Linked DNA regions of Homo sapiens: region 2 is linked to region 1. Evidence: read pairs that join two places in POLR2A ChIA-PET (ENCODE). Cell type or tissue: CD4-positive, alpha-beta T cell. All regions are shown on one strand. Region 1 overlaps N4BP2 (NEDD4 binding protein 2). Region 2 has its middle 23 kb from the start of LINC02265.

Region 1 (4,000 bases):
GAGATAATTGGGGGAAATTTTGGAAACTAATGATATTAAGGGACTTTTATTAATTTTATAAGATATGATGGTGCCATTGTAGTTATGCTTTTTAAAGGAGTCCTTATCTTTTATGAGGTATGTACTGAAATATTTGCAGTTGAAGTATCTGGAGTGTGCTGAAAAATGAGTTAAACAGTCCTTTCTAAGGCGTTAAACAGCAAGAACAGCCTGTATTTGGGAAACGAAACATATACATTACTTCATGCAACAAACATCCTTTGAACTCTTACTTGAGGCATGTGAATCAACTAGAGAATATTTTCAGAGCAATAAGTGAACTATTAGCAGGTGATAATCGTATAAATGACTGACCTAAGTGATAAGGGGAGCCATAGTGAAGAGTGTGAGTTATGATTAGAGATTTAGTTGGGCTTTTTTTGTAAGTAAACTTTTTCTTTTTGAGATGGGAGTCTGGCTCTGTTGCCCAGGCTGGCAGTTGGTTGTGACCTTGGTTCACTGCACCCTCCACCTCCCAGGTGCAACCCATCCTCCTACCTCAGCTTCCCAAGTAGCTGGGACTACAGGTGCGCCTCGCCATGCCCTGCTAATTTTTGTATTTTCAGTAGAGATGGGGTTTTGCCGTGTTGCCCAGGCTGGTCTTGAACTCCTGAGCTCAAGTGGTCCACCTTCCTTAGCCTCCCAAAGTGCTGAGATTACAGGCATGAGCCACTGTCCCTGGCCAATGTAAAACTTTTATGCGTAATATAACATATGTAAAGAACAGTGCCCAAAATTATAGGTATATAGTGCAAAAACTTTGTAAAAAGTTCGTAAAAAGGTTTTACACTATATACCTAGAATTTTGTGCACTGTGAATACCTTTGTGAAGCTAGCACTCAGTTGAATTTTGAGCAACATATTGCTTGAAGTAATGGATGTGGATTAGAGATGGAGATCATAGACAAGGAATTAGAAATGCAAGAGCAACATATTCTTTTAAAATTCCAGGCTGAATATCATCTTGGAGATATGATACTTGAAAAACCATTTGTTTGTATTCTATTAGGAGTATTAGGACAATTTAATAAGCAGACCGTGGAATGTTTATATTTTGTGTGTTTTAAATTTATTAATTCATCTCATTAATAGTTTTTTTGTTGTTTTTGTTATTCTGCTACAGCTTTTATTAGTTTTCAGGATTTATATCCTTGATTTTCACAAGGTCATTTCCAAAATGGAACTTCAGTATTTTAGGAGGCTCAGACTCCTTTGATGTTTTAAGAACTATCTATCAGGAAAAGTTTGTTAACAATTGATTATCTTTAATAGTAAGACTGCAATCCAGCTGTGACTAGTGGATTTGCTAATAGCTATTACTGGAAGATAATCTATAAACTAGTTGCTATCATTATCCCTTTTTCCTGATGAGAAAATAGGCACAAAAGAAGCTAAGTAACTTGTCCATGGTCACACAGTCATTTAGTGGCAGAGCTATGATTCAGAACAAAGCTTGATGGCTTTAGAATATTTAATTAACAGGGTTGTTGTGAAGATTCTTAGTTAATAAATATAAGCCACTTAAAGCAGTACTTGACTCCTTTTGTATAGTAATTGTTAGGTATCATTAATGGTATTATTGCCATTATCATTATTTCAGGGAGAACTTCTGGTAGTGCACAGAAATCTCTTCCCCCATAAAGGAAGAAGTCCCACCAAATCTTTTGATGGATAGATTACAATGAGGCTATGTGTTTTAAAACATACATCTTAAAACATTAATTTGGGGGCTTTTTGAGATAGCAAATCTGTCTTACTATTACAGTTTTGAGATGGCAAACCCCAAAATCCTCATGAAAACAATTTCATGTGCTTGAGTAGCTAAGGTTTACGTTTTCTATTGAGAATGTAAGATAAATGAATTTTAACTCCCCTGATTTCTGTTGTAACAGAATTTAAGCAGAACGGTGGGAAGCCCTATTTGTCTGTGATTACGGGGAGAGGAAACCACAGCCAGGGAGGAGTTGCTCGCATCAAACCAGCTGTCATTAAGTACCTCATAAGCCATAGCTTCAGGTGAGTGTAGATTTCTGTTATTAATAATGGCAACTGCCCATATAGATCTTTATCAGATATTTCTGTGAGTATAGATTTCTGTTATTGATAATAGCAATAGCCCTAATATAGCTAGGTAAATAAACACTAATAGCGTACTCAGAACAATCTGTTAAAATAGTTAACTAAATTTAATCATCTGATTTCAGCCACAGATTCATGCTTAAATTATGATATAACTTTCCCTGCTGGATTTATGTTGTCTGGTAAACCAGAAATAAGGAAAAATGTGTTTGTTGCCAATAATCATCTGATAAAACTTTCTATCATAAATTTAAAGTTCTAAAAGAAAGTAAATATATTTGTTTCTTTGATAATATGCAAAATAATTAGGTAATATGTATCATACTTTAAGATTTGCTATTATTCTTTTGAAAGGAAATCAGTATTTGTGGATTTTGGATGGAATTGGGTGGCTTCTATTGAAATATAGTTATAATTTAGGTACGTTTAAACTTTAGCAGAAATGTTCAGTTAATATGAATTTATTTGTGTTTTCATAAGTTAAATGCCATTAATGACCTGTGTTGACAAACATGAAATGTTCTTTTTCATTAAGTGATAATTATTTAATAACAGAAAATGACAAGAAAGTCAAAGATGAAATATCTGTTGATGGATAGATTTCCTGCAGATGTGTATCATTAACTCCTACCCACCAATTTCAGTGTAGCATATTTATTTTATGCCATGTAATAAGATGTTATTTGGCTACATTATCGAAAATGATAGCATAAGTTATGAGCATAAAACAGGTGACATCAGGGTTATTTTTATAAAAGGAGTAGTTAGACCAGAACATTATGTTGAGATTAATTATCTATTTTAGAGACTAGTCTTCCTTTAAATTCTCTCCGGATAGAGTTGAAAGCATTGCATGGCCAGATTAATCAGACTTACCTGATATATCAGAGATTTCTTCTTGGTGCTTTCATGATGCACCAAGGACTTTATTCTTCCTACAGCATACTCTTTTTCATAAAGGTAAAATTCAGGCCTCACAGGTTTTGACAAATCTTAAGTTATACTAAGTCAAGAGCAACCTCCAGCTTTAAGATTGTATTTGTTTTGACCGTAGATAAAAGGAACACAAACCTAGATGTTGGTCTTGGATATTGACTTAATAAGGGTCAATACTTTGGTAGTAAATATTATATTAAGCGTAGGTACTTGGAATTGATTACAAGGTATATTCCTTAGCTAATTTGAAATTTTCATCTTTAAAATAACTCTTTTCTCATTTCTGCAGGTTCTCTGAAATTAAACCAGGGTGCTTGAAAGTCATGCTAAAGTAAAATAAACATCCTTGAATTAGAAGTATGAAGGTTTGTAGGTTAAAATTACTTTTATTTGCAGTAATTCAGTCAATTCTACCCTAAAGATGTGTTTTATTATAAATAATATTCAATTATGAAACAAAAAAATTATGATGTTTTTCAAAATGCAAGTGAGGTTTGATTTTTTACTGAATCAAATGCAAATGTTACCTGTTAAAGATATTACAGAGAAATTTTATTGATTACAAAATATGTAAGAAAATTATCAGCTACAGTTTTAAAGTTTAAAATGCTCTGATTGTTTCTCAGAAAAGGTTACCTTTGTATTAATTGTTGTATGACATTTAGTAATGTCCTAAAAGTCTTTTGTGAGAGGTATTTAAAGTGCTTTGAGACCTGATTCATGCCCCCCAAAGGGTGGTATTAAAAGAGGAAAAAGGACATAGTAGTGGTAGTAAAGAAAAAAAGGAGATCTAACAAAAACACTTGAATATTTTTTATTTTCAAAACTAAACACATAAAATGCTTTTATTTTGCCATATCCTACAGGAAGGAAGACATGCTTTTGCCCTTTCTTCTGCTTTGTATATGACCTTGATCTTTTACCTTTTGTTCTGTTCTTCTGTGTG
Region 2 (4,000 bases), 130 kb after region 1:
TTCCCTTCTATTTCTTTCTTTCTTTCTTTGAGATGGAGTTTCACTCTTGTTGCCTAGGCTGGAGTGCAATGGTGCAATTTCAGCTCACTGCAACCTCCACCTCCTGGGTTCAAGCGATTTTCCTGCCTCAGCCTCCCAAGTAAGCGGCCACTACCACACCTGGCTAAGTTTTGTATTTTTAGTAGAGATCAGATTTCACCATGTTAGCCAGGCTGGTCTCAAACTCTTGACCTTAGGTGATCCACCCAGATTGGCCTCCCAAAGTGCTGCGATTACAGGCACGGGCCACCAAGCCTGACCTCTTCCCTTCTATTTCTTATCTTGTTCAGAACCCAGGTAGGGAAGAGAAATGCTATTTATTGGGCAGTTACCTCAAAGGACTCAATGGTGCTATGATTAGGGTCTATATGTGCACACACACACACACACACATACACCTTCTTTACCCCACTGTAGCTTCATTCCCCACCTTGTCCCATGCACCTTTTTTTTTGTTTTCTTTTTTCTTTCTTTCTTTCTTTTTTTTTTTTTTTTTTTTTGAGACAGGGTCTCACTCTCTTGCCGAGGCTGGAGTGCAGCAGCACGATCATAGCTCACTGCAGGCTTGAACTCCTGGGCTCAAGCAATCCTCCTACCTCAGCCTCCCAAGCAGCTGGGACTATAGGCGCATATCACCATGCCTGGCTAATTAAAAAAAAATGTAGAGATAGGGGTCTTACTATGCTGCCCAGGCTGGTCTTGAATTCCTTGCCTCAAGCGATCCTCCCACCTCAGCCTCCTGAGTAGCTGGGATTACAGGCATGAGCCACCATGCCTGGTCGCCGCTGCACTTTCTTAGTTAGGTTAAGGGCTTGTGTTTCCCAGGAGAAAACGGGTCTGATTTCAAAGGACTCTTTAGGCTGCCTCCTGGGTCTCAGAGTTTCATGAGTTTATTTCCCTAAAGGGTCCTAAGCCATATGGGGTGCACACCTGGTGGGAGCTGGGACACACGGGAATGAAGAGCTGCTACCCTGCCCTCAGGCTGCTTCCCTCCCAAGGGAAACACTATGCCAAGACAGGGAAGCTAGGAAGTGCCCTGATGGTGCCAGGGCCCAGGCTGAGGAGAACTAGGTCCTGAGGGTCTTAGCGACAGGCCAGGAATGAAAACGTGACGAGTGCCCCTCCCATTTCTTTACATGAGGCCTCCATCTCCTAGCGTCTGTTTTTTTTTCCTGGCAACCTTCAGTGTCTGTTGTGTTGTGAGCACAGCTTGAGGGCAGTCATCCACCTCTTCACATATTTTCCATCCGTCAGCTGTGAGAGGCAGAGTGTCAGGTTGTTCAGGTTGGTGCAGCCCATCTCCCTCCCACCTATGGCGAGCCTGCTCCCCCGCTCACTCCCTTTGCTTTGCTTTGTTTTCCCTCCCTCCTGAGGAGCTGTGGCGAGATGAGTAGGAATTTAGTTGAATGGAAGGATTTATTTTTGAGACGGAGTATCGCTCTGTTGCCAGGCTGGGGTGCAGTGGCATGATCTTGGCTCACTGCAACCTCAGCCTCCTGGGTTAGCGTGATTCTCCTGCCTCAGCCTCCTGAATAGCTGGGATTACAGGCATGTGCCACCATGGCCGGCTAATTTTTGTATTTTTAGTAGAGACGGGGTTTCTCCATGTTGGCCAGGGTGGTCTCGATCTCTTGACTTCGTGATCTGCCTGCCTTGGCCTCCCAAAGTGCTGGGATTACAGCCATGAGCCACCACGCCCGGCTGAATGGAAGGAATTTTATTACTCTCTTGCAGTTTGGCAAGATGAGCTCAAGAGGGAAGCCACAACAAAGAAGGAGGCTGCTGCCATCATTAGGTGTCTGCCACGCCTATGAGTCAGTGGAGCCTGCACTTCCGTGGGACGCCTGTAGCAAGCTGAGGGGCAGTTCATGTTTTCCATTCACAAAGGAGTCTATGACCATTTTACCGTATCTGCGTAAGAGTCTCCATGACACAACAGTACCCACGTCACCTCAGGTTGGTAAATCAATCTGGGGCCCAAAGTAAACTTTGGTCTAATTGCCGTGGAAAGGATCTAGACTCGTTCTTTGACCAATGGACCCCTATCTAGGGAAGTAAAAAGCATGATGTTAGATGACCTGAATGTAAAAGCTTAAGTGATCTTGGGCAAATTATTAAACTTCCTAAATATCAGCTTCTCTAGTCCCAGCTACTCAGGAGGCTGAGGCAGGAGGATGTTTAAGACCAGGAGTTCAAGGCCGTAGCGCACGATCGTTGTGCGTGTGAATAGCCACTGCACTCCAAACTGGACAACATAACAAGATCCCTTTAGGAAAAATTAAACATTAGTTTTCTGTCCTGCAAAATAATAGTTTTCTATTGAATGGGATAATACAAGTATCCATCTCATAACATAATCAGGAAGTTTAAACAAGGAAATGTGTGTAAGACACTTAGCACATGGCTGAAGACTCAGTAAAAAGTTCCCGTCTGTCATTTCTGGGGCATCCTCAGTCTTGCAGGTGACGGTGAAATTAAAAGGTAGGAAGATGCACTACGTGGTCTAAAAGAGGTGGTCCAAGGTGCTGGGAAACACTTGGCCCCCAGGGCATTGAAATGACCCCCCACAGCCCAGCAACGTCTTTGGGTATTGGGTGAAGGCCTGAAACAAACCAGAGCGCAGAACTGCTGATTCCTTTTCCCATCCTGGACGCAGCAGGAGGAGGCAGGGCTCACATTGCCCCCACACACCTGGACAAAGCGGGAAGAACCTGTATTTCAAATACTTTAGGCTGAAGCACCCATTGGAAGGAGATCATCCAAGGGACCTTGAAGGGAAGGCTCTGAGGTCAAGTTGTTGGAGAAAGGGTGAAAAGAGGCCAGGTGTGGTGGCTCATGCCTGTAATCCCAGCACTTTGGGAGGCCGAGGCAGGCAGACCACTTGAGGTCAGGAGCTCGAGACCAGTCCCAACATGGTGAAACCCTGCCTCTACTAAAAATACAAAAAATTATCCAGGCATGGTGGTGGGCGCCTGTAATCCCAGCTACTCAGGAGTCTGAGGCAGGAGAATCACTTGAACCTGGGAGGCGGAGGTTGCAGTGAGCCGAGATCGTGCCACTGCACACCAGCCTGGGCGACAGAATGAGATTCTCTTTCACAGGATAAAAAAAAAAAAAAAAAAAAAAGGAGCAAAAAGAAAGAGAAGACAGAGTAAGTGGGAAAAGAGAAAAGGTCTGCACAGCCCTCACCCTCTGCCTGATTCTCCCTCTTTTTCTTACCTCCCTGAAACTGGGAAGGAAACACTGCCTGGCTGGATTGGGGCTGTTTTAGGAAGGTGAACACAGCAAAATTCTGTGCCCTGCAAAGTCTTAGCCCTCATCTATTTCAGGAGAGAACCTTCTGGTGGGAAGGGGATGGGGACCAAGTGCACAGAAGGATGAGGAGTCCTCAGCGGGCTGGCAGCAAGCCTAGAGGTCAGGGGTAGGCTGTGGAGGGGGCTGCTTTGAGCCCTTCAGGGTGCTGACGGAGGACAAGCCGGCTGCCCTTGGAAAGAATGGAACACCTCGCCTCCTTGCATTGATTCAGGCTGATTTTCTCTGTTGGACTCTTACAATCCTGGCTCTGGGAGTGGGTTGCCATGGTTCTGCTGGTTTTAACAGAGGGCTAAGTGGCTTCCCTCAGGCTATGCAGCATTTAGCTGCTCGCTTTGGATTTTAGCTTCTCCTCCTTGGAGACCCTGCTCTGCATGGGGGAAAAATCTTGTGTGGACAGTCATGTTCTGGAAGCAATTGGGGAAGTGGGTGCATTTGATTTGAAATAGTTCATGTGGGCCAGGCCTGTATTCTTGGCACTTTGGAAGGCTGAAGTGGGAGGATTGCTTGAGCTCAGGAGATTGACCTGGGCGACATGGTGAAACCCCATCTCTACTAAAAAAAAAAAAAAAAAAAAAATCAGCCAGGTGTGGTGGTGTGCACCTGTAGTCTCAGCTACTCAGGAGGCCGAGGCTGAAGGATTGGTTAA

The links. Peaks named below come from ENCODE experiments on the same cell type or tissue, not always from the same donor. Only the 100,000 strongest peaks of a DNase experiment are listed, where the experiment ranks them.
Region 2: POLR2A ChIA-PET joins it to region 1 with 6 read pairs; 3 of 35 experiments call an interaction of 5 or more read pairs at or near these places.

Annotation. Positions count from the first base shown.
Region 1 is chr4:40,150,849-40,154,848 of GRCh38, forward strand. It overlaps N4BP2 (NEDD4 binding protein 2), which reads left to right. Exons shown (of 18, transcript NM_018177.6): 17 at 1,932-2,055; 18 at 3,344-4,000. The coding sequence ends at 3,389. Among named protein-coding and RNA genes, the nearest start is that of RHOH, 44 kb to the right of the region's middle. In CD4-positive, alpha-beta T cell, no CTCF peak of the experiment used is centred here; a DNase peak (open chromatin) is centred at 1,993; H3K27ac peaks cover 1,129 bases.
Region 2 is chr4:40,282,327-40,286,326 of GRCh38, forward strand. No RefSeq gene overlaps it. Among named protein-coding and RNA genes, the nearest start is that of LINC02265, 23 kb to the right of the region's middle. In CD4-positive, alpha-beta T cell, CTCF peaks have their summits at 1,970 and 2,171; DNase peaks (open chromatin) are centred at 1,275 and 1,875; H3K27ac peaks cover 1,637 bases.